Regions from separate parts of the Mus musculus genome. Here all the other regions are linked to region 1. The links are chromatin loops, found by intact Hi-C in ENCODE. Cell type or tissue: left cerebral cortex. All regions are shown on one strand.

Region 1 (8,000 bases):
AGGGAGGGCACCAGAGAAGAGGGGAGAGGTTAGAAGCACCAGGAAACAGTAGCTCCGGTAGTGGAGCAGGAAGTGTGTGGATAATTTCAAAGAGAGAATTGTGACTTAAGTGCAACAAATTTGACAAACAAGCATTTAATGCTCACCCTGGAGAGCTTAATGCAAACACAACAGCTGAAGGGAAGCTCCAAGAGGCTGGGGGAAACTGTCTCAAGAATTAAGGATAACTCTTTCAAGAATCGTGAATCGGAAAGAAAAAAAAATTGGAGAAGTCCTGAGAATGTGAGGCCAAGGGCAGGTCAAGGTTGTTTTCTCTGTAAGTACTAGGGTGAAACATACCTGGCCAGCAATCCCCTGGAAGGGACAACCCAAGTATCAGAAGGACAGTGTAGACATAGTTCATGGCACATTTATGCAATGGCATAATATACAGCAGTTAAATGAGGAAGGAGTATGCACACACTCCTACTGTGCAACTCTGTATGTGTGATGTTCAGGGACAGGCAAGACCATCAGAAGCCAGAGAGCAACAGCGTCCTCTACAGAGGATGTTACACTTAAGTAAACACATTAAGCCGTACTCTTGGGTTAGCAAGCCATGGGTTCCTTACAGTGCTGGTTAGTTTTATGTCAACTCGATAGCAGCCAGAGTCATTTTGGAAGTGGAAACCTCAATTGAGAAAATGCCCCGTGGTACATCCTGGCTGATAACTGATGTAGGAGGCCCCAGATCCATGTGGGATCTACCTCGCCTGGTTTGGTGGTCCTGGTTCTGTAAGAAAGCAGCTTTAGCATGTCACGAAGGGTGAGCCAAAATGTAGCACTCCTCAACGGCTTCTGCTTTAGCTCCCACCTTGAGATCTCTGCCCTGCTTGAGTTCCTGTCCTGATTTCTCTTCGTGATGGAATTACTTGCAACAGCCCCAACTTCCTTTGCGCCTTATCACAGCAACAGAAACCTAACTAAGACACTTTGCTAGACCACGATCTCAAAAGTTTTTTTTTTCAAACAAAGAATTAAAATTTAAAGACTGTTTGACTAAGGAAATGCCATTGAGTACATTTAGAAGATACTATCAATTCAAAATGAGTCTTGGGTTGTCCTTGAGATAGCTGATGATCTTGTGCACAAGAGCACAGTCTGAGACGGACTGAGTCATCGGAACCTGCCAAGCATGTTGTAATAAACAGCCCTTTCTTGGGCCGAGCTGTGCGTGTGTCCCACTCACTCCCAGTTATCTGTCTAACCATCCTGCTCACATGCACACATCTCTGCATGGGGAATGTAGCCTTGCCCATGGAATGGACCTTAAGATAGTCAATAAGATATTATTTAGGCTCAAAGCCAGTCTAATAATACACTTCGTATGTCAAAAGAACACAATTACTGATGTGCAGTAGGAGAGCAACTTAAGGGAAGATTTGTATGTAAACCACAGTAGAAGTTTGTGAATCTCCCATCTGGTATCTAAAGAACAATGAGTTGTTTCCATTTTCAAACAGAACTGTATTAATCATTAATCAACTCTTCTTTGTAAACATGGTGTTTGCATGCTCATTACAAAAAAAAATTGCATACTTACCATTTTGTCTCGTACCAACAGCCGCAATGATTACCGGAACTGAGTTTGATGCTCTTTTAATCACTGGAATATAGTTATCCTTTACTTCATGGAATGAAAACTTGTCATTTACATTGTATTTGATCACAATGATGTCGGCACCCCCAATTAGGTTTCGGGAGGTGTACCAATCACTGTCAAAAATGTCCTAAACAAAAATGCAAACGTCAACATTTAGTTCGTTTATCTTCAAATCATTCCCCAAACTCATTGTCATATCAGTTATAATTATAACTGTTCGTGTAAATGTTCCATGTATGTTGGCTTTTAGAAGTTATGAAAATATATTTTTAAATGACATGGTGGTTTGATTAAGGATGGTCCTATAGACTGTGAATGCTTGGTTTCCAGTTGGTGGAACGCTTAGGAGGTGAGTAAAGTGCTGGACTAGGAATGCTCACACCTCGATCTGTGAATGTTCCAATCAAGCAATATCTACGTGACAGAGCTTTTAGCCTATGACAGAAATGCCTGTTTACAGAGAGAGGTTCTTGTCCCATCTCCATACCTAACCTCCTTAGGAAGTCTATTGAGAACGAGAGTTGCATTGCAGAATTTTTAAATAGGGACAAATTATCAACAACACTAAGAGAACACAAAAGAACAGAAATAGGAAGGCAAACAGAGCTATCAGGGTCTGACTGAGGACAATTCAGGATATAGTATTAGGGTATAAGGGGCAACGGGCACGGGGAGAAGTGGCCACACCGATATAGCTCAAAAAGATGAGAACACCTAACTCCCAAGTCAACAAAATGCAAACTCTCACAGGTCTAAGCATATCTGTAAATATTCACATTCAGAATATGCAAGTGAAACACAGTAAGGAAGCTGAAGGGTAACAGTAATAACAAGAAAACATCAGAGACCTGGGATTCAAACCCAACAGCCATTGAACACCTAGAAAACAAGGTAGAAAGTGGTTTTCACATTCCAGTAGTTAGGAATCCAGAGTTATCAGAGAATTATGTGGGGGTAGGGGGGGGGGCATTAAGAGAAAACATGGGGAAAGGGGGCTTAAGTAGTAGCAATTTACTCTGTGGTATTGAGGCTAAGACAACTGCAAACACTTAGTTGTAACACAATCTAGAGCTTCAAGCCCTGTATAAGAAAATAGTAATAAACATCATGGTTTATTCATTTTTTTATCCATTCATTCATTTCTCAATTCTTTGAGACTGTCTAATGTAGCCCAGGCTGGCCCAAACTGATAACTCTCTTTCCTCTGCCTCCCAAGAGCTGGGATTATAGGCAGGAGCCAGGAGGTCCAGCTAACCTCATTGCATTAGAACATAATTTTTACAGAGAGGAAAACAAAAATCTAGAAATATGAAATTAAATAATAATATGACTACAAAGGAGAGAGGTAGGAGAATATAAGCCATGAACTTTATCTAGTGAATTTGAAACAGATTTCTTTTAAAAGTGTCAAGATAGATGGCAAGCAGCCAGAGTAGGGCCAGCCAGCTACAGAAAGTAACTAGAAAAAAGGGAAGCTCTCCCAGATCCTTCCAACCCCATGGCAGCAGCAACGCCTTCCTTTTAGGCTACATCACAGAGAAAATGATCCACTGGTTTCTAGAAATATGAGGAAATCCATGTGTCCCAGCCCTTGTAAATCAGTTCCAGGATTTCCCTGGGATGTTACACAACAAACTTGAGGGGGCCCACACTGGAGAGTCAAGCTTATCTTTTAAAACACAAAATCTAAGTTCCTACAGGGAAACAAGAACTTGATTCATTCTGTTTGATGAGTGTGTGCAGGTCCTGCACTGGTGTAAATCTTGACTGACATGAGAAACTCTCCCATGCTTAGTGTAAGTACTATATGACTGCACTAAAGCTGTAATATGCACTTTATTATGGCAGCTATCGCTTTTGGAGCACCTAGAGCCACCATACTTGGGACTTTACCCTTCAGCACAGCTCTAGGATAGATAGGGAAAATAAGCCTGAGAGGGGGGTGAGCAATTTACCAAAACCACATATAGTGAGAGCATGGGGTGTGAAAGCTGTTCCTTTTGTTGTCCAAAGCGCTGTTTGATATTCCGACTCAGTACATATGCCAGTCCCAGCTGACAGGCATCACCAACCTTCATATTTCTGGCAGAATTTACTTGCATTCAAGAGGAAGACCCAGAAGCTCAGAGTGAATAACTGCCTATTTAATTCACTGCGCTTGAGGGCTCATCCAATCTGGGAAGTTGTACCCAGTGACGAATGTGTCGTCACAGACTGTGAGCACACACAATTGGAATTCCCTTTATAAACCATGACAGTCAAGATGTGACAAGAGTCAAGACCACAAAGCTTATTTTTCACCCATTTTGAAGATTTTGTGTTATCTATTTTATTCTTATAAAATGGCTGGCTCTTGGCTAAATGGACACAGGCAGGAAAGGGTTAACTCTCAAATTAAAACAAAACAAAACAAAAAGCAAATCCCAACATCCTAATTCATCTTCTCTTATGTTTTCTGTGTCTACTCCATTGATTCATTGCACATTTATTCAACAGTATACTGAATAAGTAATACTTTTAGGCTACAAAATCTTTCATAATAAAAGGGCTCAAAGTAACTGTGCCTACCAGTCCTCCCTAGTGGCATCTTTTGATACTGTCATCACTGTCATACTTGAAGGTTAGGTAGCATCCTTTCATTTATTTCAGCACACTGATATGAGTTTCCAGTTAAAGAGTGCTTTCTTTCCATAATAGGAAAATATGCTCAAGAAAATTTTCTCTTTACTTTTTACACATTTCTATTCAAAAGTATGCTAGTTCTCCTTAGCTCTGGTAGTTTTCTTAAAAAAAAAACTGTCTTTTTAATGTAAAAATCTCACATAATTTGTACCTTTTTTAAGACCCAAAAGTTTAAACATTTATATATTATGTATATATAGTAATCTTTAGCTGAAAAATATATAACTACAATATCAGCAAGAAATCACAGATTTAAAATTAAATGAAGACACTTGAAATACATAGTGCTACTGTGTTATGAAGATATTTGTAAGTCAGGGAGCTGTCTTCTTTGTCCTTTTATCAAACACTTCAGAGTCAAGCTACTCAAGAGACAAGCTAAGACTTATTTTATTCAACTATCATAAACATGAAGATTTATTTAAGTTCTTAGTGGTATTTCCAATTTATTAACCACTAAAACAAAAGGCTAATATATGAGCATTAGCACTATTAAAAACTAGTCTTTTCAGAGGTTAATAATCAACAAATAAGCCATTTAAAATTAGTTCTCAAATCCCATTCTTTTTTCCCTTGTTCCCATACTATTTTTGACCTGTCCCTGTCTAGAGTATTTTTGCCTACGTTGAGCTGTAAAGGGCAGTATTTATAGAACACATCTCCCTATCCTCCACGAGGTGGACATGAAAACATGACTCTTGGCCAGTGGAACTTCGCGACCCTGTTTGGGGTTGGCACATTCAACTGTCAGCTGTCCATCCACTAAAGAACAAGTCTTGAAACACAGTAACGGCTCTATATTGCCCTGGGGCCATTTTACCTTACAGACGTGACTGGGCTGCCCCCACCACCTCCAAATTGTAACAAAGGATGGGATTTGCCAAAAAATGTAAAAACACAAAAACAAACTAAAAAAACTCTCCAGGCAATCAGGAAATTAAGAAACAAGGGGAGGAGGGATCCAAAAAGGCAAGCTCCTTCCTCCTGGGCACCGCGCAGCCACTGCCCCTTACCCAGACGGGACAGTCGTGCACCACCAGCTTGACGTTCCCGAACGCACTGGCCTGGTACTCAGTGAACACCGGGCGCGCGACCGTGCTGGCCGCGTTCAGCAACAAGCTACTCTCGTCCCCCGACACCAGCGGGCTTCTTCCCAGGTATGTGCGGATGAGCCCCGACGGCCGGTTGTCCTGGTGGAACGTGTCGCCCTCGTTCCCCAACGCCACGATGTGGATGGACCTGCGGGGCCGAGAGGGGCGCGGTGAGCGGGTGGGTACAGCCAGGGCGCGTGGCACGTCCCGGACCCAGACCGTGGCAGAACGGCGACGCGTACGTACATGATCGCGGCTGGCAGGGCGGCGCGGAGATGGCAGCGGGCGGCCTGGCGGGGGCCCGGGCGACGCTCTCACTGCAGTCAGCTCATCCCCGGCCGCGGCCCTCCCGCTCCTACGACGCGGCGCTACCGACGCAGAGGAGCGGGCCGGGAGTGAGCGGCCGGCCGGGCGCTGGCAGCGCTGCGGTCCCTGGTCGCCGCTCCTGGCCGCCGCGCCTCCGCCCGGGCTCCGCCTCCGCTCGGCGGGGCCGGAGGCCCGCACGTGTCGCCCCGAGAGTCCGGCGCGCGGGGGAGCTGGCTGCTGGCCGAGGCCGCGGGACACAAAGGAGCGGTGGGCGCGGGGACGACGCCGGAGCCCGGGAGCAGCTCGCCGCCAATCCGCCTGCAGCAAGTTTCCTCAACTCGGAAGGCTGAAACCTGAGCCGGGAGCGGGGGAGGGGCGGCCTGGCCCCCGCCGGGGACCAGAAGAGAGCCCAGCCAGGAGGCAGCCCCCTGCCCACCCCGCGGTCCCGTACCCACCCCAGCCTTCGCAGAAAGTGTGTTATCGTTTTGTCAATTTACAACATGCGCTTTGGCTGTTTTGTAAAATCGTACTTGTGAAGAAGGAAAAAAAAAAAAGGCAACATTCATGCAGCTGCAGAAAAGGTTCTTTGTTCACGCACCAATTAATTTGCGGGTGCCACTTTGGAAAGGTCATTTACTATTGCAAGCTATATTTGGCATATTTTAACCAAGATTGTGGAATTTGAAGTGTTGGGATTTTTAATGTGTGTGGTTTAAAAAAAAAAGAAAAAAAAAAAAAAGAAAGTTGTAGCAGTTTACTTGGATTTTTTTCAGTACACATTCCAGTTACATTATTTAATAATAGCTCACTGAAAAAGAAGGATCATGTTAATGTAAGGATATTTTAGATTCTTTCGTGATGACACACAGAAGTAAAGCTTGTGGAGGCCCCAAAAGGGCCTCAGACTACCTCCAGTATAAAACACCATGAGGACTGCTAATACTAGGACAGGCCAAAGGCTACTCTGGGGCTCCCTCATAAATATTAAAATTCTCACAAGCATCTCACACACAGTTAAGAGTTCTTGTTTATCTTTTTGATTATTTGCTCTGCTTTGAAATTGGGCTTGTTTTCTCTGTTAAGTGGACCTGTTTTGAGAACTAGATGTTTAAAAGGTCCTGGGAAGACTGAGGAAAACAAGAAGCTGGGAGATGGCCACAACTGTTTATTAGGAATCAGTATTGCTCAGCTGAGACAGAATTAGCTTCCTGTCCATAGACAGGGCAGGGCAGGGGGCGTTCTCTATGTAGTTTACTTAGTCCTCTCTGTTCTTTGAGATAGGTCTTCCCTCCTCAGCCTCCCAAATAGCTGTAATTAGAGTCACTAGTAAAGACAAAACCAAACAAAAACAAAACCAGCCCAGGCTATATCGTGAGCTCCAGAAGAGCCAGTTACATAGTGAGACCCAGTCCTAAATAAATAAATAAATAAATAAATAAATAAATAAATAAATTTTTTCCTTTGTGTCCAAGTACAATGTTTTGTAGTTTCTGGAAATAACCATCCTGAAAGATGCAAATGTGCAGAGTCACAGTTCCTCTTGGATCAAAAGAAAGTATACGGTCTCATCAGTCTAATGGCCCACCAGTCAAACACCATGACACTGAAGTGCATAAATAGATAAAGAATATAGCTTACTGTGAGACTACGCCGGGGCCTAGCAAACACAGAAGTGGATGCTCACAGTCAGCTATTGGATGGATCGCAGGGCCCCCAAAGGAAGAGCTAGAGAAAGTACCCAAGGAGCTAAAGGGATCTGCAACCCTATAGGTGGAACAACTTTATGAACTAACCAGTATCCTGGAGCTCTTGTCTCTAGCTGCATATGTATCAAAAGATGGCCTAGTCGGCCATCACTGCAAAGAGAGTCCCATTGGACTTGCAAACTTTATATGCCCCAGTACAGGGGAACACCAGGCCAAAAAGTGGGAATGGGTGGGTAGGGGAGTGGGAAGGGGTAGGGTATGGGGGACTTTTGGGATAGCATTGGAAATGTAAACGAGGAAAATACCTAATAAAAAATTAAAAAAAAGAATATAGCTTACGTAAATATGAACCTTTTTTTTGAGTTGTTTTCTCCTGTACTGCCTAGGCTGATCTAGAACCCTTGGGCTTACTAAGCAGTCTTCCTAGATCAAATTTCCAGAGCAGTTGAGACTATAGATGGTTAATGAGTTATGAACTAGCTTTTGTAAATGAAGGTAAACTCATCACATCTTATACCATGGATGATCCTTAACGATGTGGTGCTATGTGAAGTAAGCCAATATGGAAGAGAA
Region 2 (8,000 bases), 120 kb after region 1:
GTCCTTGTTTGCTCTCATACATTGAGTCTTTCCCCACAGTGGTCTCTTGGGCCATTGGCCACTTTCAGATCTTGAGAACAGACCACTTTACTTTGTAATAGATTCTGTCTATTGTCTACTCTGCACTGAATGTGCCTCACTTTGCATGAATCACAATGCTAGAAGACTGGTGAAGGACAGAACAAGAGTAACATGCTCACTTCTGCCATTTTGAACAGAGCAGTAAGGTGCAGAGGGAGCTTGAGAAATATACTAGAGGGTCCTTTTGACCAAGTTGTCACATAGCTGACCTTCAGTGGAAAAGATTAAGAATCAAACACTCAGAGCCAAATTTACCCCAAGTTTAGATAGAAGAATCCATGTCCTCATATAAGACAGGGTTGTCTGGCTTCTATCAACAGGTCCAGCTAGCTCACCCAGAAGGTGCTTAGAGAGTTTTCTGAGCATTAGTGAATTCCAGACCTTCCTTGGACAGACTTCTTTCTGTTATAGCAAGGTTCTTTCCAGGGGCAAGAGAGTAGGGGAAATGATGTTGAATCCATGGAAAGCTGGCGCAAGGACACATTCTTGTTAGGTGAAACCCATACTAGGTTCTCATAGAAGAACACCTTGGGATTATTGCTGGGTTGAGCAAGTGGGATAAAAGTACCTTGAGTAGCTGCTGTTCTGCACCTGCCATTTCTTGGCAGCTCACAGCTAGATAAGCTAGCCTCTCCAGGGAAGATGATGCCAACCTCCAGGCTCCAAATATCCAACTAGTACAAAGGAGGACAGACCTGGGTCCCTTCTACTAGGACTTACCATGGGCTTAACTGGTATATCTGCTAAGAAATAGTATTCTGGAGGAATGGAGATTTCCTTTAGCTTATCTTTTATGTAACCTACCTATATCAAGTTTTGCTAAATTATGCAACAAATCTGCACTGAGTGGCTCCTATGTTTCACATGTTGTAGAAGTATATAATTATCCACGAACAAAACACAATCCTCACAGATTATGACTTGTGTAAACAACCTTTAGCCAGTCCCTTCCCCTCTGCCTCTTAGTGGCACATTTACTTATGGACAAGAACTCAAGTTTTGTGAAAGATGTGAGTTCTCAGGTGCAGGACATTGTATGGTGCTCAGAAATCCTACGACTTCCCTTAGAAGCAAGAACAGTGAAGAGGAAGAGGTCATGCATCAACTGTTCCCTGATTTAATCCTCTCTGACTCACATGAATAAGCTAGACATTTTTTTTGTTTGTTTAAGACAAAGAGTCTATGTAGTCCAGACTATTCCAAAACTCACTACTTAGTCGATGTTGGCCTCAAATTCAAGACAATGCTCCTGCCTGGGTGCTGGGATCACTGGCAGGGCCTCTACTTCACCTGTTTAGGTTTGTTTTTAAACAGTTCTCTACCTACACAGAGCTTTCTCCTGCAGATCTCAGAGCACTTGAACAGTAAGTACCATCCTGCCACATCGAATTGACACTTTCCCTCAAGACTTTGCCTTTAGGAGCTTAATGTGGACAAACTTAGAAGCTGGTCTGGGCACAATAGCTCTATGTCTAACAGAATACAGGCATGCTTGGAAAGGACTAAAAGAAGCGTATGTGCTCCTCCTGTATTCTCAGTTTTTATTGATGTGAAAGTTGGAAATAAAAGCCACACCTATTTTCCTCCCAGAAAGCACATTACTACGTTTTAAAGAAATGTTGTAGCTGCTACGTGGGAAATGCTTTTATTTTTCAAATGCTCTGTCGCTAACGTGACAGCATGATCACTTTCCTACAGTGCTGCTAACAGCACTCCAGATCTCCCCAGGAAGAGCATTATGGGGATTTTCCTCTCGGAAGGAACATCAAATTTGCTACTCCCCAAAGATGCACTTGATTTAAGCACAATTCAAAATCACTACAAACATAATAGCAACGAATGAAAATTTGTCAATTTAGTTAAAATGAATTGTCTAATCTAGAACGTAGTGGGAGTATAAAAGAGAATCGCAAAAACATTGACTCTGGAACTCAGTTTTTTGTTTTGGTTTTTTTTTTTGTTTGTTTGTTTGTTTTACAACTTTCCAAGAGTTTGGTCTCCTCAAAATGGGCGTTATGAGAGGAACCAGAGGGAAGAAAACTAACGGGAAGTGAAAATCATGCCCTTACTAGAAGGAAATAACTGTCGCATACAGGATGCGGGCCGCTTCAGTAGTTCCTGCAGACAGTTCCACTCTTGGTGACTTAGGCAGATCACTTACACCCTCCGTTGTCTGAAGGCTGTGCTACAGTGGCCAAGGACCTGTCCGTTCAGCAGTTCCTAGAAGGCACTTTCACAGGAGCAGGGCGGCGGTCTGGGGCGTGGCGGGGGTGGGCGCAGGCAGCCCTGGTTCCGCTCCTCCCGCCGGGCATGGTGATAATGAGGGTGGGGCCAGCGATGGCGGTGGAGTGCCTGGTGGTCCCCAGCCCATTCGCTGATATCGGCTTCTTCCTCCCGCACGCAGCACAGAACTCCTAGGCGCCTCCGCAGCCTCCGCCAGAGACGGCAGTCGCCCGCCTGGAAGAAAAGGTAGATCAAAGGGTTGATGGCGCTGTTGGCCACCTCTAGGACGCGCATCGCCGCCACCAGGCTCTCTCTCTCCCAGTCACCCGCGGGCTTCGATGACCAGGCGGCTGCCAAGCGAGCGGCGAAGTAGGGCAGGTCGCAGCCCACGAAGAGCAGTGCCAGCGCCAGGCTCATTTTCAAGCTTTGCACCTTGGCTTGGGGCAACGCGCTGGGCAAGGAGGCTCTGGCCATACTGGGCGACCAGGGCATCCTAGCCACCGGAGCCTGAGACCCACGCTGCCACCAGACACACAGCAGGTGGCCGCAAGAGAAGCCTAAGAGAGCGACCGGCGCCGCGAAGCCCACGATAGCTTCATAGAGCGCGTAGACCTGCAGGTGCCAGCGCGGCAGGGGCGCGAAGATGCCCCTGCAGCAATGCTTCCCTGGCCAGGCATTGGCGGTTGAAGATGGAGGAGCATCCCAGCGCACCACGAAGGTCGGAGGCAGCGCCAGTAGCAGAGCCAGCAGCCAGCTCAGGGCAGCCAGGGCACGTGCTGGCAACTGAGGGCCCTGAGGAATGCGCACCGCGAGCTGGCGCTCCAAGGCAATGAGCGCCACCAGGTGGGCGGAGGCGCCCCGCCCCGATGCCTGCAGCAGATGGGAAAGGCGACAAGCCAAGTCGCCCAGAGCCGGTCTCGGGTCGCCCAGCAGCTCCCAAGCCAGCTGCGACAATGCTGTTCCTCCACTTGCGTACAGGTCAGCCGCTGCTAGCTGCACAAGCAGGAAGTCCATCTTGCGACGCTTGGGACCCGGCCAGGGTCCGCTGCTACCGCCGCACAGGCGGCAGAGCACAGTGGTGTTGCCAGCTACCGCGGCCACCAGGATGATCCCCAAGAAGACCAGATGGATCCGGTGGCTGGGTGGCCCGCGTGGAGGCGAATGCGGTCCTGGGACAGAGGCTCCTTGCTCAGAAGTCAGGTTGAGACTCCAGCTTGGCTGAGTGGGTACAGAAAGGTTGGATGCGGGATTCAGAATTGCGAGGCTGAAAGGATCTTCCATCCTTAATCCGGAGGAAAGAGAGATACCGCTTAAAAGGCCAAAGTCTATGAGAGGTGGCGCGGGCCACACCGCTGGGTCTCGGCGATTTCCCAAAGTTAGTTGAAAAAGCACACACACCCAGGGTGAGATGGATACGCGTGGATTTGCGCTTAGTTGTTTGTATAGGTTGTTCTTGGTATTTGTCACTCAAATGTGGGTTGTATATTCGAGGAACACACATGATCCCTATTCTCCACCTTCTCCGCTTTTCGCTTCCTCCCCCTCCCCACTGCCCCCCCCCCCATCCCAGCAGAGCATCTTTCTAATCCACACAGCCGCCTCCCTCAGTGGCATCCGTGGACCTCTAGGCTCTGGAAATCTTGCCCTGTGACATATAGCCAGAAAGAAAGTTGTGCATGTGACCACTGCAAAGGCTAACTAATGTTAACTCAGAATCAATTATGAGATAGATAGTTCCTCGGCTGAGATAGTATCCCCACCCCCAACAATTAATTGTGTGATTGCTAACAGGAAAAATTACAAATGCTACTTTTGATAAAAAAAAAAAGAAAAGAATTTTTTTTTTTGTAATGCCATACGTCTGCGCTAGCTTGAGAAATACAAGGACACAAGAAACCAAGCAGGGTTCCTCTATTTCTCCACTTCCGACCCTGCTGGGCCAGCAGTCTACCACAGAACTACAACCAGTCCTAAATAGTAGTAATAGCTTTTTGAGCAGAGTCATTAGGTGAGCCTTTGATAGGGGTATACCTTCCTCTGCCTGCAGTGCTAGGACTTTAATCCGGAGAGAACTATGGGCCCTCCCTTTGCCTGGCAATTAGGAACAGAGAGGTCTGCAGATGCTTTCCAGTACTCTCTTTACTAGCATCAGGGGATGGCAGCCGCTCTCTCCTCTCAGTGATGCAAAACTCATTTTGTCAGTCTGAAGACAGTACTACCAGATTTTTATACAAATGGTGGTTCATGGATTGAGTCCTTCCTAGTATTTTCTTCTAGTGATGGATGTGTCACGCGGGCTTCTCTGTCTCCTGATTCTGTTTTCCAGCAGATGGGAGGTTGCTGGGAGGGACTACGCCTCCAATAAGCCCAGAGAAAAGGTGACTAAGAAAACCATACAGCAGCCAATTTTTAAAAAAGAAATCCAGTTCACAGGAAATGGTTTAGATTTAATGCTGCCACTTTTAGCCTCATTTCACAAACAATTCACTTTTCCCGTTGGAAGCATCAGTTTGTGCATCCATCAAATTAATCATGGTGAAAGTAAAATTTCTTGTACTTCCTGGTCTTGGGCCAGGGAGGAATGGGTGTCTGTTGCTTCCCAAGCTGTGGGAATGTTTGCAACCTACAGATGCATGAATTAGGGGGACTTGGTAGGATTCGTACCACCCTGCTGGTTGCTGTAGAAATCTCATTTTCCTAAGGTCTATCATTTTGGCTGGAGACATGTGTCGTTTTTCATTATCTATCCAGATCCTCATATTGGTCCTGATACATGGCAGATATCAATCAGTCAATATATGTCCAGTTGATGAATTAGTACCAATTTAAGGCATATCAGATAACTTTGAGCAAAGTTCTGGTCCTGACTATAAATGTATCACATAAGATGCTTTTCATGCCTTTGGTGCCAGTATCATCTAGAAGAGCCCAGTAGGGTCTGAGGGTGTGTGGATGCTGATGTCTCTCTTTGCTGGAACATGAAGGAAGAGGAACAGTGGCTACAATGAAGAGTTTCTTGGTACCGTGTGCTCCAGTCTTTCATTTCTGAGCAGCACCTGGCAACCCATGACTGCCTTACCAAACGTTAGTTCAATTATTTCTCAAAGTAATTCCACAGTTTGTTGGAATATTCTCATAAATAATATACCAAGATTCTACCACTGAAAGTTTATTCCATCGAACTTTAGAAAGACTTGATAAAATATTGATTTTAAAAAAATAGTTGTTTTCCAGGGTAAATGGCAACCACTGCTGCTTGGGTTGCCAGAATCAGTTGTGGCCTTGCAAAACCCATAGGACAAGCTGGTCCTGGCCTTCTCCCCCATGTCCTCCTCCTCCTCCTCCTATTTTAAAAAATATTACCTTTAATCTTTTTTTCTACAGCTCAGTCGTTATCCCCCTCCTATTCTGCCCTCTGACAGTTCCTTATCCCATTCCTCCTCCCGTCTCCAAGAAGATGTCCCCACACCCCACATACCCCAGCAAATCTCCCATTCCCTGGGGCCTCAAGTCTCTGGAGGGTTAGGCGCATCTTCTCTCATTGAGGCCAGACCAGGTAGTTCTTTGCTGTCTATGTGTCTGGGGGTGGGGTGGGGGTGGGGTTGGACAAGCTAGCACACACTGTCTCAGGGGTCCGAGTTAGTTGAGACTGTTGGTCTTCCTATGGGGTTGCCCTCATCCTTAGCTTCTCTCAGCCTTTCCCTAATTCAACCATAGGGGTCCTTGACTTCAGTCTATTGGTTGGGTGTAAGTATCTGCTTCTGTCTCAGTCAGCTGCTTGTTGGGCCTCTTAGAGAATGGCCATGCTAGGCTCCTGTCTCTAAGTACATCATAGCATCAGTAACAGTGTCAGGCCTTGGAGCCTCCTCTTGAGATTGATTCCCAAGTTGTCTTCTGGCCTCCACAGACATGCTCACAAACATTATACACATTATTTTAAAAAAATAATAAATAACAATAAAAATAAATTAAAAAAGGAAAAGTGACTGGAAATAGTAAAAGGGTTCAGTATGAAAGGAACACAGTGTTCATAGACAATAAAAAAGAATGAGACAAAGGATGGCCTATTGAAGTAGAAACTGAACAGGCCCCAGACTTAGTAGGCCCACAGGCCTCAGCACAACTTCCATAATGGTAGTACCATTTAGGCTGTAACACAAGCACCGCCTTTCAAAACGAAAACCAAGGCTAATCTGTTAAAGTCCAAAGTTCTCAGAAAGTCTCAACATGTATTAACCTTGCTTTTCAGCTTCTGTAACTCTGCTCTTGTTAACTGAAGCATGTCAACCTAGGACATGCTTTTTTGAGCTTAAAAGCTCACTCTGAGAAAGGCTTGGAGCGACATTGGGATTTTGAACACCTAGTGTAGTTGCCTGCTTGATATTGGCCTAAATCCATGTCTAGCCAGTCTTCTCTCGTGGATACTCCACAACAAAACAGAATAAATAATGGAACAACTAGGAATACATTCACACCAGCTTCACATTGGGATCACTGACAGTAGGGCTTTACAGACATAGTCAAGACATGAGATAGTGCTCAGGCATCCTTGTGAATGGGTGTTCTTTTTCCCCTTTTAGACAAGGTCTCAGTAGCCCAGGCTGGCCTCTATGCCAAGGGGTGAACAACGAGAGAAAGTAGACTATATTCTGTCGTCAGGAACTTCATTCTCTCTAAATTAGGCTATAAACTTAATTACGTCATTTAAAAGGATTTTAAAGGGGACCTCAGGGCAGTGGCAGGCAGATCTTTGAGTTCAAATCCATTCTAATCTAAAAAATTAGGTTCCAGGACAGCCACAGCCATACACAGAAACCCTGTCTCAAGAAACAAAACAAGTGAATGAACAACAACAAAAAAAAGAATTATACATTTTGATAATTAGTCCAAATTTGTATGAAAAAAATTAAACAAGAGTAGCTGGGACAAAAGAGAATACTACATGTGGCACTGGGCCCCAGGTTGGCAGGACGTCTACATGGAAGAAGCAGAAGACTCAGAAAGGACTCATGGGACCTGGATACGGTCAATCAGATCAGAGGAGGAAAAATGATGATTCAACCTAAGATGTTATATGATGAAGTGCAGTAGGAGAAGGTACAGTTACCCCCCACCCCAAAAGGTTAATCTCTTAGCACTTAAACAAAACTGAAGAAAACAGCAACATTGAAAACTAAAGTTAGATGTTTAATATGAAAAATATTCTACATGGATCAAAGATCTAAGGGCTAAAACCAAAACTTTATGAAGATCAGAGAGAAGAACTTTCTAATAGGACACAGATTCTAAAAGGCACAAAATAGAGATTGATAAACATTTTAAAGAATATTTTAATTTTAAAAATCATATTTATTTGATACAAAGATTTATAATTAAGAAAATACACATTTCCTCCAGGTCAATATCAAAAGACAAGCTAGAAAAATATTATTTCCAGTATTTTTAAAAATATATTTGTTTATTATTTTTTAAATTGTATATGAATGAGTGTCCTGACTGCATTTTGTCTGTGTACTACATGTTTACCTGGCATCCTTGGAGGCCAGAAAAGAGCACTGGCTCCCCTGAATTGGAGTTACACACAAGTTGTGAGCCACTGTGTGGGTGCCAATACTTGGATCTTAGTCCTCTGATGAGTAGCAAGTCCTTTTTTTCTCTTTTGCTTTTCAAAAGGTTAGTATCTAAAAACATATGTA
Region 3 (8,000 bases), 160 kb after region 1:
TTTACTACCTGACTTCCTGGTTGAAATGTTAGTCTTCCATCCTGAAATAAAGAAATTCAACCACTGCTGATTATGCTACAAAAAAATATTTCCTTTAATTTTAAATACAAAATTTACAACCCAAAAGACTTCAGGATGTTTGTTCAAAATCTCACAAAGAGTAAAAAACAACCACAGAGGTATGTTATTAAGGATCCAGTGCTCAAATAAAAATTGAAAGTGTTATGCTCAAATCCATTTACAAAAATTAAGTTAAAGAACTTCTTGAAAAGCTCTTTTGGAGGATAAAGAAATAATTTAAAAATTATATTAATAAACATTAAATGCTTGACATGTGTGTTTATGTATCAGGCATCTTGCAAGATCTAAGGATACAATGGTGAGTTAAAATAGTTTCATATCCATAAAACTTATACACTGTAGCAGAGATAAAAAAAAACAGTAGCAAATTAACTTTTATGTTTCAGTTTGAGTTTCATTGCTATGAAGAGACACCATGACCAAGGCAACTTTTTTTTTTTTTTTTTTTTTTTTTTTGGTTTTTCGAGACAGGGTTTCTCTGTGTAGCCCTGAAACTCATTTTGTAGACCAAGTTGGCCTCGAACTCAGAAATCCGCCTGCCTCTGCCTCCCGGGCAGAGGGATTAAAGTTGCTGGGATTAAAGTTGTGCGCCACCACACCCGGCTTCCAAGACAACTCTTATAAAGGGAAACAGTTAATTGGGGCTGGCTGACAGTTTCAGAGATTTAGTCCATTATCATCATGGTAAGAAGCATGGTAGAATACAGGCCATCATGGTGTTGGAGATGGAGCTGAGAGTTACATCTTGCTCTGAAGGCTGCCAGGAAGAGACTGGATTCTACACAGGGTGTAGCTTGAGCATAGCAGACCTCAAAGCTTACACCCAGTGACACACTTCCTCCAACATGGCCACATCTACTCCAACAAGGCCATATCTCCTAATAGTGCATTCCCCATAGGCCAAGCTTTCAAACACATAGTCTATGGAGGCCGTACCTATTCAAACCACTACATTTGGATACTTATATGAATTATATGTGTGTATTTGTGTATATACATGCATATACACCTTATCCTTTGAAACAGGGTCTCATGTATCTTAGGCAGCCTTCGACTTGCTATAAGGACCTTGAACTTTTGATTCTCAGACTCCATCTCCTGAGTGTTGGGATCATAGGCATACATTACTGCAACCTCTTTGTGTGGTGGTGGGAATTGAATCCAGAGCTTTGTGCATGCAAGAGGAGTCCCATGTGATCTGCATCCCACACATAGCTATACATTTCAATAAATTCTAATTGCTGTTTCTGAATTATGGCATGGCATTTAGTTCTTTTTCATTCTGGGACAAGGAGGATCAAAGGAAAAGCTTAGATTTCAAGCACTGTTCTAGTTTGATTCTGTTGTTGTCACAAACATAACCATGACTCAAAGCAACTTATGGAAGAAAGGTTTATTAGTTCTGGCTACAGTCCATCACTGAGAGAAGTTGGGGCAGGAATTAAGCAGGATCTTGAGGAGTAGAAACCATGGAGGAACACTGTGTGTTGGCTTGGTTTTTGGCTAGCTCACTCACAGTCTTATGCTTAGTGTTTTTATATAGCCCAGAACCACTTAGACAGGCCATAAACTAGACAGGCTGTAAGCTAGACAGGCCAGGAGATACTGATGCTCACAATGCCCCCTGCTCTCCTATACCTATGAATAATCAAGGCACTCTCCCTCTTCTTCTTCTTCCTCTTCTTCCTTTTTAACTTGACACAAGCTGGAGTTATTACACCTCAGATGAGTTATTATACCTCAGATATACCTCTTCTTCTTCCTCTTCTTCCTTTTTAACTTGACACAAGCTGGAGTTATTATACCTCAGATGAAAAAAAATGCTACTATCAGATTGCCTGTGGGCAAGTATGGGGGAGCATTTTCTTGATTAATATGGGATTAATTAATGATTGGTGTGGGAATGTTCACCTAACTGTACACAGCGCTACTCCAGGGCAGGTAGCCCTGGGTTATATAAGAAAGCCAGCTGAGGAAGCCACAGGAGCAAAGCCAGTATGCAGTCTTCCTTCGTGACTTCTGCTGCAGTTCTTGAGCCTTAAGTTCCTGGCCTGACTGGATGGAGTGTGACCTGATACTTTAAAGATGAAACAAAACCTTTCTTCCCCAGCATGTGTTCAGTTACAATGTTTTATCACAAGAGATTCCCCCACAGACATGCTCATAGGTCAGTGTGATCTAGTGATCTAGGCAATATCTCTGGGATAACTTTAGGCTCTATCAAATTGACAATTAAAGCTAGCTAGAAAAAGCATTATCCTGTTAAGTAGTAAAAAAATGACTTATCTGCTATGGCAAGGCCTTAGCATATTGTGTGCCTTATCTTACTTATCTACCACGTCAAGTTATATTATGGGAGATTCCACAGTATATATTCCTGTCCCGCTATTTACTTCTGAAACCAGTGTGGCTGCAACAGTGGGGAGGTGCAGTGTGTGTGGAAGCAGGGTTGTAGGGGGTGCCCTTGTCCTTTAAGGTCCAGGCAGAAGTGCTTTTTATCCAGATATAATTTATATACAACTTACACATTTAAAACGTGCAACTCAAAGGTTTTTAGTGTATCCAGAAAGTCATTTAGAACATTTATATTATTCCCAGGAGCACCCTTAGCCTTCACCCTGGGCTCATTTAAAACTGAGGCAATTACGAACATGCTGTCTGTCTCTACATAGCTGCTTTCTTTGGACATTTCGTATAAATGGATTCATATAAAATATAGTCTGTCATCATTTATTTTGAGGACATAGTTTTCTAGGTCCAGTCACACTGTAACAAGCATGAGTTTTGGATTTCTTTTCTGGTTGCTGAATAATACTACCAAATTCCATCTATACACTTACCAGTACATGGCTATCTAGGTTGTTTTAACTTCTCATCTTCTAGAATAATCCTGTCATGTAGAAGCTTTGGTGCAGACTATGTTTTCATTTCTCTTGGACACAAACACAAGCATACATATCTAGGAATAGAATTGCTGCATTGCATAGTAACTCTATAGTTAGTCACTGTAAAAACTGTCAAATGGTTTTCCAAGGTGGCCACACCACTTTACAAAGCATCTCAACAGCCGTGTATGAGGTTTCTAATTCCTCCATATTCTCATTAACTCTGGTTATTGTTTATGGTGTGTGTGTGTGTGTGTGTGTGTGTGTGTACTAAAGAACTGACATATTAACTGTAAAAAACAACAGGCCAAGCACAACAGTTTCATACTCTGATCATATTTACCTCCACATTCCCTCCTCCCCACCCTTGGCTCTTCCCATATCATCTCACATGACTTCCTCCTATTTTTATGCCTTTTGATTCTGGCTATCCTTATGGGGATCAATTGGTTTGAGCTACATTTCCCTAATGATTAATGAATCTAAGCTTCTTATGATGGGCTTATTGGCTATCTGTGTATATTCTGTGTAGGAATGTCTTTTCAAATCCTTGGCTCATTTTAAATTGCCTAAACCAAGATTATGACAATTTACACTTCCATTGTCTTGAAGGAGTTTTATAGCCTTAGCTTTTACATTTAAATCATTGACTAACTTTTGTTTTTACACATGGTGGAAGGCAGGACCCAATTTTGTTCCTTTCCATGTATATATTTACTTTTCCAGCACTACTTGTTTATAAGACTATTTCTGGACTCTTAATTCTACTCTACTGGTCTGAATATTTATTGTTCTGCATGTAAAGTACTATTGTGGCTATTGTAGCTTTACCATTAGTTTTGAAATTAAAAGCTTTTTTTTTTTTTTTTTAAATCAGTCTTCTTTTTCATGTTTTTTTCCCCTTCCCAATTCGAGGTCCTTTCACTTTCCATATGAATTTAAATCAAATTTAAGGTGATGCATACACAAATAACTTCTTTAAATCAGTGCTAACACAAGTATAGAATGTCTAGATTAGTGGTTCTCAGCCTTTCTATGCTGCAACAGTTTAATACAGTTCCTCATATTATGGTGACTCTCCCAACCATACGATTATTTTTGTTGTCACTTCATAACTGTAATTTTGTTAGGTATGAGTTGTAATGTAAATATCTGATATTTCCGATGGTCTTAGGTGACTTCTGCAAAAGGTGACTCGACCTCTCCCAAGGGATCGAGAGCCACAGGTTGAGAATTGCTGGTCTAGTGAATAAAGTTCAAGGAGCAAAGCCCAGGAGTTAGAGACTGGCTTCTTTCTACTACTTTATTAGTATGCACATGCGTGCTTGCAGGTGTGCGCATGCGGGACCTCTCAACCCCAGGGTCCTGTTCCCTGTGATGTTTCTCCACAGGCTCTGGGCGGTGTCTGCTCCCCGTCCTTTGGGTACTTACGAAGGAGTCACTGGCGACCAGCACCACGTTGGGCGCCTGGTTCACTTGCATCCTTTTCTTCTGTGTTCTGGGGGCCGGTGCTGCGAGTGCTAACGCTGCGACCACCGACACCAACAGCAACAGCATCGCGGGCATGGCCGTTCAGAAGCGGCTGCTGAGCGGGTCTCCTGTAGCCTGCTCTCCAGTCATGAGCAGGGGCCGGACTCTAGGGACAAGACTAGAAGTTTGGCTTACAAATACAGAAGTAAATATGAGCGGCACCTAGAAACTACACCTCCCATCAGGCCAAGGGCAGGCGCATGCGCAAAAACCAATCGCGCTCAGCCCATGTGAAGACCGTTTTAATCAAATTTCGAGCTAATGATAGCTCTGCCAGTTCCTCTCACTCAAGCGATGTCTGGGGAAGCGCGCATGCGTTGTTCAGACTTGTACTTTGTGGCAGTCCCACATGCCCAGGTGGGTTCTGATCGCTTCGGTTTTGGCAGAAGTTGAAATCTAAAGGCAGTAGAAGTGGTATTTAGGGGGAGAAAATACTGAGCATGAGCGTGATGTTACGGGCTGTCTTCCTTTTGTGCGGGGCTGAATGTTCGCTGACAAAGTGAACTTGGCGGTGATGAGGTGGCAGTGATTCTGTCACTTGAATTGGATTGGGTTGTGCCTATATGGGACTTTAGGCTAGGTCACCTCGTGTGTGGTCTGGGTAGTGGTGTGGATTTCTGCTGCGTTCCGGAACCCTAGTCAGGAAGCCCCCCTCATCGTATTTCCTCCGTTTGCCGACCTGTAAGGATTATGCTCATGTGGGTTGAAGAGCGGGCCTAATAAGTTTCAGGTTCCAGATACGGAACAGCTTGGCTGTTCTTTGTCTTTGGAGTAGCAATAGGGACCGGTTCTAAAAGGTACAGATGTGGACTGTGTGAAGTGTGCGGTTAATTGATGTATGCTCGGAGTAACATTGTTGGGTATAGAATAATCAGCTGTTCCTTTTTTTGATTGCTAGATTCCTTTGGAGAATTCTGGAAGAAGCACGTTTCTATTTTCAAGTCAAATTATTCACTGATAAGTTTCAGGTATATATAATTGTACATTACACCACTTGTGTTGATTTTCTGGCAGGAAAAGGAGGAGTAATGCTATTTATTTAAAATCTCAACTCTCATATCTGGCAGCCTTGTGTACAGATTAATTGTAATAAAACACCTTACACATCTAATACAGAGCGGTATGTGTTTAGTGTCTGTTAAGCTTTACTGTATATTTACTGTGTAGCATGCTTTACGTGGAATGTACTCCTTAATCTTCACTTAGACTACTTTACAGATGCGAAAACAGAGAGGTTAAATAACTTTTCAATAGCTTATCTAAGTAGATTACCTCCTAAACAGGGCACACTCCCCAGAATTGTGTTGAGTAAATTTGGAATGTAGGACATACTTTACAGAAACAATATCAACTGGTGCTTAGTTTTATAAAAATTACATTTGGTATTCTTTTTTTTTTTTTTTTTTTGCATAGTAATGATTCGTTGAACACAGATGATCCTTGAAGGCTCTGTTTCTGCAGGCCCTTGTTCTGAGGACAGAGCACATCCTTTTCTTCTTTCTGTAATTGCGGTGTCAGTGAGAGCAGGCGCTGTAGCAGGTTGGTGGAATAGGTATTTTAGGGACGCAGTTTCAAAGGGCTGCTAGAACCTAAGAGGTTTCTAGTACTTTTCATCAGACACGAAGTGGGGCATATAAAGGTCCTCCCTGCTAGCTTGTCCAGCCCATACTTCACCTTCCCTGGTGGGAAAACTTCCACTGAGCAGCTCGTTCTATACTCGTGGAGGTTTAAGTATTAAAAGTTCTGATTTAGAGCTGAAGACAGTCTTCTGCTTTTAGCTACTCATTAATTCATTGTGCTTTGATATTACACTGATAAAAGCCTGCCTTCCTGTTTCTTCTCCAATAGTAGTCTTCTCAGTCCTGCTAACTAGTCTTCAGCTAGTTATTGCTTTACTGCAGGTTGCTTCACTTCTTTTTGTTTTCTCCTGGAATCTTAACCTTTTAAATTTAATTAACTAATTATTTTCCTGTACATAGCCACTGCAGCTTCCTTTTCCTCCTCTCAGTCTCCTCCTCTTTCCTCCTCTCCCCTCTTCCCATCCCTCCCTTTATCATCAGAAAAGAGGAAGCCTCCTATGGCTATCAACAGGCCCTGGTATATAAAATTGCCACAGGACTAGGTCCATCTTCTTCCATTGAGGCTAGATGAAGCAGCTCAGTTAGGGGAAAGGGATCCACAGACAGGCCACAGAGTCAGAGACAGCCTTTACGGTTAGGAGTCCCACATGAAGACCAAGCTGTACAACTGCTTCATATGTGCCAAAGACCTGGGTCTGTCCCATGCCTGCTCTCTGGTTGGAGGTTCAGTGGGCCCCTTATAGGCCCAGGTTAATTGATTCTGTAGGTTTTCTTGTGGTGTCCTTGACCCCTCTGGCTCCTACAATTCTTTCTCCCCCTCTTCCACAGTATCACACAAGCTCTGCCTAATATTTGGCTTTGAGTCTCTGTATCTGTTTCCATCAGTTGCCCCTCTGATGACAGTTATGCTAGGCTCCTGTTTCCAAGTATAGCAGAATATCATTAATAGTGTCAGGGGTGGTCTCTCTCTCTCATGGTGTGTGTCTCAGGCTGGATCAATCATTTTGTGGTCATTCCCTCAATTTCTGCTTTATCTTTATTTTACTCCTGCACATCTGGTAGGCAGGACAAATTGTGAGACAGGACAAATTGTAGGTCTCAGCAGAGGAATTTCCTATGGCCAAGGAATAATTAAAGATATGTTCAACATCCTTAGTCTTAAGGAAAATCCAAATCAAAACAACTCTGAGATTCCATCTTACACCCATCAGAATGGCTAAGATCAAAAACTCAAGCGACAGATAACATATGCTGGTGAGAATGTAGAGCGAGGGGATGTGGTTGCTGATGGAAGTACAAACTTGTACAATCACTTTGGAAATCAATTTGGTATTTTCTCAGAAAATTGTGAATAGTTCTACCTCAAGGCCCAACTATACCACTCCTGGGTATATACCCAAAGAATGATCACCCATCCTACAAGGACACGTGGTCTACTATGTTCATAGCAGTTTTATTCATAATAGCTAGAAACTAGAAACAACCCAAATGTCCCTCAACTAAAGAATAGATAAAGAAAATGTGGTACATCTTTTTTTTTTTTTTTTTAACTTTTTTGGTTTTTCAAGGCAAGGGTTTTTCTGTGTAACAAACCCTGGTTGTCTTGGACCTCACTTTGTAGATCAGACTGGCCTTGAACTCTCAGAGAATCCACCTGTCTCTGCCTCCCAAGGGCTGGGATTCAAGGCATGGGCCACCAGACCCCAGGATTGTCTCTTCTTGTTTTAATGACTGCCTTCTGGACATAGATGTTTTTGTTAATCACCGAGTTACTCCGTGAGCAAAGGATCTTTTATGTGTGCATGTGTTTATATGGTTAGGTAGTATTCAGGATAGAGGCTGTGGTTTAGTTCACAAGGGCTGATATAACAAAATACCACAACAGAAAACTATTTTCTCATAATTCTGAAGCTTAGAAGTCCAA
Region 4 (8,000 bases), 100 kb before region 1:
GTGAACTGGGTTCCCCTGAAAGGCCCGCTGGGCCTGAAAGAGATCAGACAGAGAAAAGAGAGGCCAGAACAAACCTTTCTGTTCAAGGCCTCTGAAGTTTACTGAGAGTCCTTACTTATAAAGAGGGTAGGCCCATCCCCCGCCAGCCCATTCTTGGTGCCTGGAGCCAGCCCCTAGGCAATCTACAGGGTGTGTCAAGGACCTTTCAGCAGGAAGCAGAGTCTCGGAGAAGAGCAAATAGAGCCATCAAGGTCAGAATACTCTACCCTAGGTAAACTCTTTCTTAGTGGCAGCAAGGTCAAAGTCTGGATCAACCTGCTTAGAGGCTGAGGGAGGCTACACTTCTCTGTCTAAGCTTGGTTGTCCTGGAACTTGTTCTGTAGACTTTGAACTCAAGAGATCTGCATGCCTGTCTCCTAAACACTAGGAATAAAGGTGTGGTCCATCAAGCCTGGATTTAAGTTTTTCTTTACCTAGAACAGGTTCTGTCCTAGGCTGGATTTTTTGAGATTTACTTTGTCAATGTAATCAATATAAATCTCTTTACCTTAGCCTCAGCTAGACACTTCAGAAATGGGCAAAAAACAGCCACATTCTCCACCAAAATCCCACAAAACTAGTCTCTAGGCCACACATTGAAATTCTCCACTGAAACCTCTTGAGCCAGGTCTGCTCAGTTCAAATTACTCTCAGCAACAAAGTCTTCTATATTCCTAATAGGATGGCCCATTTAAAACATTCCACTACTTTTCTAATCCAAAGTCCCCAAATCTAAATTCTTCCAAACAAAAGCTGGTCAGGCCTATCACACCCATACCCCAGCTCCTACTACCAACTTCTGTCTTAGTTAGGGGTTTACTGCTGTGAACAGACACCATGACCAAGGCAAGTCTTATAAAGGACAACATCTATTTGGGGCTGGCTTACAGGTTCACCGGTTCAGTCCATTACCATCAAGGTAGGAGCATGGCAGCATTCAGACAGGCATGGTGCAGGCATATAGGGTTGTGAGTTCAACATCTGCTCAGCCACAGAGCTGACTCGGGGGTCCCCACGCCTGGAAAGAGGTCGGGGCTGTGAGGTTCCCAGGTTCTTGGATTCCCAGGCCCAGGGGTCAAGGGGTAACCTTTGGCTGGTCCCATGGGAATAGTCTTTGGCTGACTTGGGCTTGGTGGCAGTAGCTGCAGGGAGTACAGAGAGGCCTTCTACAGGAGATTAGATAGCAGCTCTGTAGGTAAAGGCCTTCTCCATGGCTCCCCACAGCAGATCATGATGAAAAGAGACAGTTCCATGGTTCTAAATCACTTGTTGTTATGGTGGAAAGTAGATGTATAAAACCATACCCTACTTCTCAGAGTGGGCCTGAGATTAAATACTTTTTTGTAGGGAGGGATGTCTGGGAAGGAAAGTTTATTGGCTAAGCCCTCCAGGCCTCTATGTACCTCATTAGCTTAGAGATCTGTCTTTAGCCTACGTGACCATAGGTCATGTTCTTTTCTGAATCTACACGTGGAGGAGCTTGGGGCATTGCCCCTACATGACTGATGGCCGCAAATCTATGGGGGGTTGTGACCAGTGACAGAGGCCTGGTGCCCGGAGCAGGTGAAGGTCCTACCATCCCTTCAGGGGCTCTGGGGTTTCTAGTATTAGGTCAGCCAGGGACTAGGCTACCTTTCATGGTCACACACAGGCTGAGCTGAGAGTTCTACATCTTTATCTGAAGGCTGCTAGTAGAAGACTGACTTCCTGGCAGCTAGGGTGAGGGTCTGATAGCTCACACCTACTCCAAGAGGGCCATACCTTCTAATCATGCCACTCCCTGAGCCCAGCATATACAAGGCATCACACCATTCTCCTGACAGTATCCCCAACTTTCTAATGAATTCCTAAGGATGGAATTGTATATGAGGACCTGTGTGTCTGGCCCAGGGTAACTGATTAATAAGTATTGATTGAATTAGTTCAGGAGTAGACACATAAGGACCATTGTCTTTGCTGTTACCTTCTGTTAGTCTGATGAGTCACACAGCTCCATATTATATTAGCTCTATGAGAAGGACTGCAGAGTAGACACTTCTTTCCTACTAGACTGAGGGCCTCCCAGCTAAGCTCACATGATAAACTGTGCCCTAACCATCATAGGTCACTGTTTTTATATTTTCATTCTTATGCATATGGGTATTTTGCTTGCATGTATGTTTGTAAATCATGTGCATGCCTGGTGCCCATGGAAGACAGAAGTAGTGTGCAATCCTACAGAACTAGGTTACAGACTGTGATGAGCCATACTGTGCATGCTGGAAATCAAACCTGAGTCTTCTGGACGAGCGTGGTATTATCAAGGCCCCACAAGTGGTAGTGCTAGCTTGTCTAAAGCCTGCCCAGCAGTACCACAGAGCAGACTGCAAGGTGTAAGGACACCAAGTAAGGAACCAGGAGGGCTGGGCCCCCAAGAACAGTGCAGCATTCAGTTGGAGTAGTCTGTGTTCAGATCTAGGAGGCAAAACTAGGAGAGCTTGGCTATTCCATGTACTGCAGAGGACAGTAAAGATGCCTTTAACTTTCTGCCCTAGCCATAAGACAGATGATTGCGCTTAGAGGCTGAGCAGAAAGCTGGGCAGTTTGAACACTAAGTCTGAGAGGCTGAAGGCAGGGCTTCTCAGCAGACAATGCTTTCCTGAGACTTGGAGGGGAGGTCCACATATTATTAAATATTAGATAAGGGCTCAGATATTAGTCTCAACTAATCTGAACTGCAGGACAGACAATAGAGTTCTCCTGTATCCAGGTACTATCATTTATAAGATTTCAGGTAAATATAGTAGACTGCAAATCAGATGTTGTAAAATTATAGAAACAGTATACTCAGACAAGGATCTTCATCTGTCTGGAGTTTGGAGTTAGGCATAAAGTGAGACTCCAAGCCCCACGTGACTCTATACAGGTCTCTTGGGAGGTCCCCACATTTCTGCACATGATAAATTCACACTGGTTCTAGGATGCTTAAGTAACTGAGGCATTTCAACAGGCAGAGAGAGATAAGGAGGTCAGATTGCAACAAAGAGGAGGTAAGGAAAACAGGAGTGGCAAATATTGAGACAGGGCAGAATGCAAGAGACCGAAGATCATGGTGGTTCTCAAAATGATCTTTGAGATAGATGAGAGAGTCAGATTGTTAGGAAAAGGAGGAAGGGAAAGACCAGACAAATGAGAAGGAGAGAAAGACTCTAAAGGAACAGCCTGAGCTGGGTGCTTATTCCCCAGGGTCATGTGAACAGCAAGAACCCTCAAGAGGTCCTTGAAACAGCTGGCATCAGAAGGTTGCCAGAAAGTTAAGACTCTAGCCCTAAACTTGTTCAGAATTGTGGGAAGCTATGGGCTGAGAGGTCTACAACCCTGCCATGGGCCAGCCACCTCAGCCATGCAGCCAGGCCGCTTCTCCGTTGGCAGAACTCTCTCTCCGCTTCTTCTGTGGCCCTGACTATTACCATCTGACTGTTATTTTGCCATTTGATGTGGGTAACAGTGAGAGTGACAAAGAAAGCAGCCCCCAGAAGTCAGTTTACTTCTCTTTGGTCACAATGTGCACCAGAGCCGTCACCAGGACATGACTGTAGTCTGACCTCCTGTAAGATACTCTGGTTCTACTGTGGAGCTGGTTGCTTGCTTGGAAAGGTGCTTCAGTCTGACAGGAGTTTTCTCTTCGACTTGCTTATCTACCTCAGCACCACCTCCCAAAGCACCTCAGCTCACTGTCAAAACAAGTCAGACAGGAAAAGATCCACATTCTGTCTGGAATCTCAGGTCAGGGGTTATGGGAGAATTTGTTTCTTACTGAACTGCTATTCAAAGGTCACCAGCCCTAAGGCTTTTGGAGTAAGAGAGACCTATTAAAAAGCTTAGCTTCACAGGTAGGCCCCGTGGCAAAGTTCAGTCACAAATCTACCCCACTGAAAAGGGCTCATTGTTCACCATGAACTCAGAGCATGGCACCCCACTTTTTAAAGACAGAGAGAAAGTACAGACAAGCACATTTTTACATGTCAAGAACCAAGTCCACTAATCACACAAGTACCCACCTTACAGGGCAAAGAAAGCATGCCGGTGCAACCCACAAGGCCCAATCACTATGCAGTCCCCACATCCTATGAAGAGCCAAAGCTTTCCTGAATGGTTGTGTTTTTATTTTTCAAAACAACCGTGTTTCCAAAAGAAGAGAGAGAGAGAATTTGTTCTAAGAGGACCTGGGGCCTCCTACCCAGAAACTGGTCTGCGCTGTCTCTGCTACCCTAGAGGGTGACTTAGTTCTGTTCTTGGGGAGGACACAAGACAGCCTGTTATAGCTTACACAGCCAGTGTGCAATGGTAGGCCTAGGAAGTACTGACTCATACCAAAATGAACTGACTTTGGGGCTGGCCCTTTAAAACTGAAGCATCCTACTTGGTAACTCCTCCTCCAAGGAGGTTCCTTATTAAATGAGAGCTGCTGGCTAAGCGCCGCTGCATTACCGGACCATTACTTTCAACTGCACGTTCCTCCCTGGAGAAGCTGCAGCCTGTCAGCATGGCTCAGGAGTTTGTGAACTGCAAGATCCAGTCTGGGAAGGTGGTCGTGTTCATCAAGCCCACCTGCCCCTACTGCAGAAAGACCCAAGAAATCCTCAGTCAACTGCCTTTCAAACAAGGTCTTCTGGAGTTTGTGGACATCACAGCCACTAACAACACCAGTGCGATTCAAGATTATTTACAACAGCTCACCGGAGCGAGAACAGTGAGTGTGTTTAAATGCTAAGGAAGCGCTGGGGTGTTGCTGTTTCCTTTCCAGAGCTTTGTAGACAGCTAGCTGTGCCTTTTCTAGGATGCCGTTGCCTGGGCTCTGTCCTTCAAAGCAGCCAGAGGACTTTGCAGGGTGTGGGGGAGGGACTCAAGGGAAGACACTGCTCAAATGAGTGGGCAGCAGGACTGCCTGGGAGGACCAGAAGGCAGAACGCTGGTTGGTGTGTGGATAGTGGGCCTGACAGCTGGGCTGGCGGCAGTTAAGTGTTTATCTGAAGGCTTTGTTTTAAGCACTATTTTGAACTGGCAGTGTTCTTCTGGCAAGGCAGGAGGCAGCTTCGAGGCTGGATGTGATCTCTAGCTTTTATGTTATGGATGGGGGCCATAGGCACTCTCTTCCCCCTGTTAGCATGTAGTGGGGTCTGCGGCCCTTCCTTTTCTTTGCACTAGGCTTTCTTTCTTTATCACCTAGTTTGTCCATTCTTACCTAGCCCCACCCACTAGAAAAGTAAATCCTGGACTCCATTTTTGCCTGTGCTGCCTTAATTGTAGGATATTTTCAGGTCTGGTTATCATGATAACTTACTGTATGATCTGATGGATTCTTGCCTTGGAGATCCATCCTCAGTGACGCAGGCTGCAAGATTAGAGGGAGCGCTTCAAAGTCCTGTTCCACAAATCCATATGCAGCTCTCTAAGAACACCTTCCTCCTCAGAAAAGGCTTTCTTTGTGCCTGGGCTGCTGCTGGAATGCCCAGCTCAACAGACTCCAGTGCTGGAAAGTGAGCTTGTTGTACAGTTAACTGGAGTGTTGGGGACAAAGCCGAGGCAGCCCCAACAAGCCAAGAACCTTGGCCACCTGCCTCCAATACCAACTAAAGTGACGCGTGACAGTGAAAAGCAGAGGAAAGAAACTTCCTCAGTGAGGCTTCATTGGGAAGCTGAAAAAATACAGATGTCCATGGATGCCCAAGTCCATAAAATGTATGGTGTGTGTGTCTGTGTACCCTTGTTTACACAACAGCCCAGTGGTTAATGTTGGATGACTTATTTAATCACTCTCAGCCTTACTTTGGTGAGACACCGTCCTTCACTGAATCTGGAGTTCACAGGCTGGGATGGACTGGACTAGCTAGCAGCCAGAACGCCCCTGGGATCTTCCTATCTAGATCTCCCCAGCTTGTGATTTGCACCCAACTTTTTTCTGTGGATTCTGGGGGATCAAACTAAGGTCCTCACTCTCATGCATAAGCACTTACTGATGAGTTACTAGCCGAGCCATCTCCCTTCTTAACTAGAATCTCCTGTCATCTTCTTAAATGGAAAGCCCGGGGTTTGCAGGCCAGGTCCAGGTGAAAACCCCAGCCCCACCCCTCCCCCACTACCCCTGACTCACCTTAGTCTCAGGTCCAGTTGCTCTCCAGGGGTCAGAACTGTGTGAAATTCTCTTCCTGTGAGGTGGGTTTCTCCACTGACTAGCACCAGGATTTCAGCCTTTCCCAGCTCTGGTTTGGGGTGAAGGTGGGGGTGGGGGTGTGTTTGAGGTTCTTTGTTTTTACACAGTCTGATAGCTAAAGGGAGAGGCATGGGTGGTCTTTTTAGAGTATCCCCTTTCCTGGGAGAGCAGTCCCGCAAGCTCACTTCTTTTCAGGAGCACATTGCAGGGCAGTGTTGGAAGAAACACATTTTTTACTTGAGCTTTAGTGCGACTTGAATGGTTTTCTCTGGGATCTTGGTGTAAAGCATTGGGAATTATTTCATTCAAAAATCTGCATGGTAGTGCCAACCATAAGTGTGTATTTTACAGCTATAGGACGAGGTCTTGGAGCAGGGACACAGCAGAGTGGACAGGGAAGAGAGGCGTATAGACCCTCCAGGTCCTGCTCCAGCTCCCACCAGACATCCTCCTCTCCTGTAGAGTGGGATTGCCTGGGAGAACTTCAGACAATCCCATGCTCAGGTCAAATTCCACATTAGTTGCCTCATAACAGCAGAGTGGTGTAAGACCTGTAGATGGTCCCAGTTACAACAGAATTAAAGAAAATGCTATTCTTAGCTGAGCAGCACGGGGTCTGGAGAAAAGAAAAACAAAACAAAGGCAACAAACCAACAAACAAAAACCAAAATTTCTTCATTTAACAAATGTTTGCATTGATTTGTAAAGCAACACTATTTTTGCAGTGGCCTTTCAACTTTAAAAGTATAAAAGGTGTGTGTGTATGTGTCTGTGTGTGTACATGTACTGGAGGCTGACCTCAGGATGTTTCTCAGTCACTCTCCACCTTAGCTGTTTTGAGGAGGGGTCTCTCAGTGAACCTGTACTCTTGCCATTTTGGTTAGACGGTAGCCAGTGAGCTCCTGTGCCATGCATGACTGTTTACATGGTCGTTGAAGATCTGTACTCCTGCTGTATCCTGAGCCATATCCCTGATCCTGTATACATACTCCCTATCCCCAGCAGGTTCTTGAGTCCAAATCTAAATGCATCTCTTTTGAGGGAAGCACAAATGTTTCCAACTCACTGCTTCTGGTGCTGAATAAGGTTGTGTTTGCATTTTAAGAATGAGAATTTGAGAGTAGTTGGCTGTTTCAGTTGTTCTGTGTGACCCATGACCTCTGGTATACAGCAGGAACTCAGCAGGACCTGATTACAGAAACAGTCCTTAGTCTATCAGTCTACCTCCTGTGGCTCCCTCCAATGTTTTCATCTGTTATTTCTCCAAAGCTCCACTGTTCCTGCCGGGCTTCTGATAGAACTTTGGATGCTTCTTATAGAGCAAATGTTTTCGTAGCAAAGTGTCTCCATTTTGTCTACAAAGGCTTACCTTTTCCTTCACATTCATAGGATGACTTTTCTGGATACAACAGGTACTTTTCAGCATCTGTAATACTCCAGACACATTTCTGCATAGTGGAAATAGAGTCACGAAAATTTCCTATATTTTGAAAAATATGCACTTTGGGGGGAAGACAAATAATTTGATAGTATATCTGGGAGGCAGCAGTGATCTGTTTACAAATAAAATTAACTATGGGAGGGGAGGCAGGGTGGAGGCAGCAAGTGACTGTAGTGGAACCAATGGGTCCTCGCCAAGATGAAGAAAAAGGAGACAAAAAATAAGGGCTAGCATGTGGTGGACTGTGACTGGTGTGTCATGGACCAAACAGGAGGCTGGCATGACAGGCCCACAGTGGGTTAGAGTAAGAAGAGTTAGACCTGAGGC

The links. Hi-C counts contacts between places; a loop is a spot of excess contacts. Peaks named below come from ENCODE experiments on the same cell type or tissue, not always from the same donor. Only the 100,000 strongest peaks of a DNase experiment are listed, where the experiment ranks them.
Region 2: a loop joins it to region 1, with 2.5 times the contacts of the local background. A loop is called at or near these places in 2 of 42 quality-filtered maps.
Region 3: it touches region 1 in a loop (8-fold over the local background); 7 of 42 quality-filtered maps call a loop at or near these places.
Region 4: a loop joins it to region 1, with 5 times the contacts of the local background. A loop is called at or near these places in 2 of 42 quality-filtered maps.

The regions. Positions count from the first base shown.
Region 1 is chr13:75,937,870-75,945,869 of GRCm38, forward strand. It overlaps Rhobtb3 (Rho-related BTB domain containing 3), which reads right to left and starts at 5,955. Exons shown (of 12, transcript NM_028493.2): 1 at 5,662-5,955; 2 at 5,338-5,563; 3 at 1,583-1,769. The coding sequence starts at 5,663. In left cerebral cortex, CTCF peaks have their summits at 4,229 and 5,007; DNase peaks (open chromatin) are centred at 3,225, 3,748, 5,467, 5,617 and 1 more place; H3K4me3 peaks cover 2,533 bases; H3K27ac peaks cover 1,396 bases.
Region 2 is chr13:76,053,240-76,061,239 of GRCm38, forward strand. Gpr150 (G protein-coupled receptor 150) reads right to left here and starts at 3,757. Exons shown (of 1, transcript NM_175495.2): 1 at 1,612-3,757. The coding sequence starts at 3,585. The coding sequence ends at 2,302. It overlaps Arsk (arylsulfatase K), which reads right to left. Exons shown (of 8, transcript NM_029847.4): 8 at 7,183-8,000. In left cerebral cortex, a CTCF peak has its summit at 3,171 (motif pointing left); DNase peaks (open chromatin) are centred at 1,627, 2,269, 2,537, 3,161 and 1 more place; H3K4me3 peaks cover 1,982 bases; H3K27ac peaks cover 1,936 bases.
Region 3 is chr13:76,093,977-76,101,976 of GRCm38, forward strand. It overlaps Arsk (arylsulfatase K), which reads right to left and starts at 4,684. Exons shown (of 8, transcript NM_029847.4): 1 at 4,398-4,684; 2 at 1-41. The coding sequence starts at 4,532. Ttc37 (tetratricopeptide repeat domain 37) reads left to right here and starts at 4,758. Exons shown (of 44, transcript NM_001081352.2): 1 at 4,758-4,853; 2 at 5,395-5,464. In left cerebral cortex, no CTCF peak of the experiment used is centred here; a DNase peak (open chromatin) is centred at 4,729; H3K4me3 peaks cover 1,939 bases; H3K27ac peaks cover 960 bases.
Region 4 is chr13:75,835,405-75,843,404 of GRCm38, forward strand. It overlaps Glrx (glutaredoxin), which reads left to right and starts at 4,482. Exons shown (of 3, transcript NM_053108.4): 1 at 4,482-4,771. The coding sequence starts at 4,565. It overlaps Gm41005 (a long non-coding RNA gene), which reads right to left and starts at 5,664. Exons shown (of 2, transcript XR_873685.2): 1 at 5,363-5,664. In left cerebral cortex, no CTCF peak of the experiment used is centred here; DNase peaks (open chromatin) are centred at 4,482, 4,933 and 5,433; H3K4me3 peaks cover 2,898 bases; H3K27ac peaks cover 1,728 bases.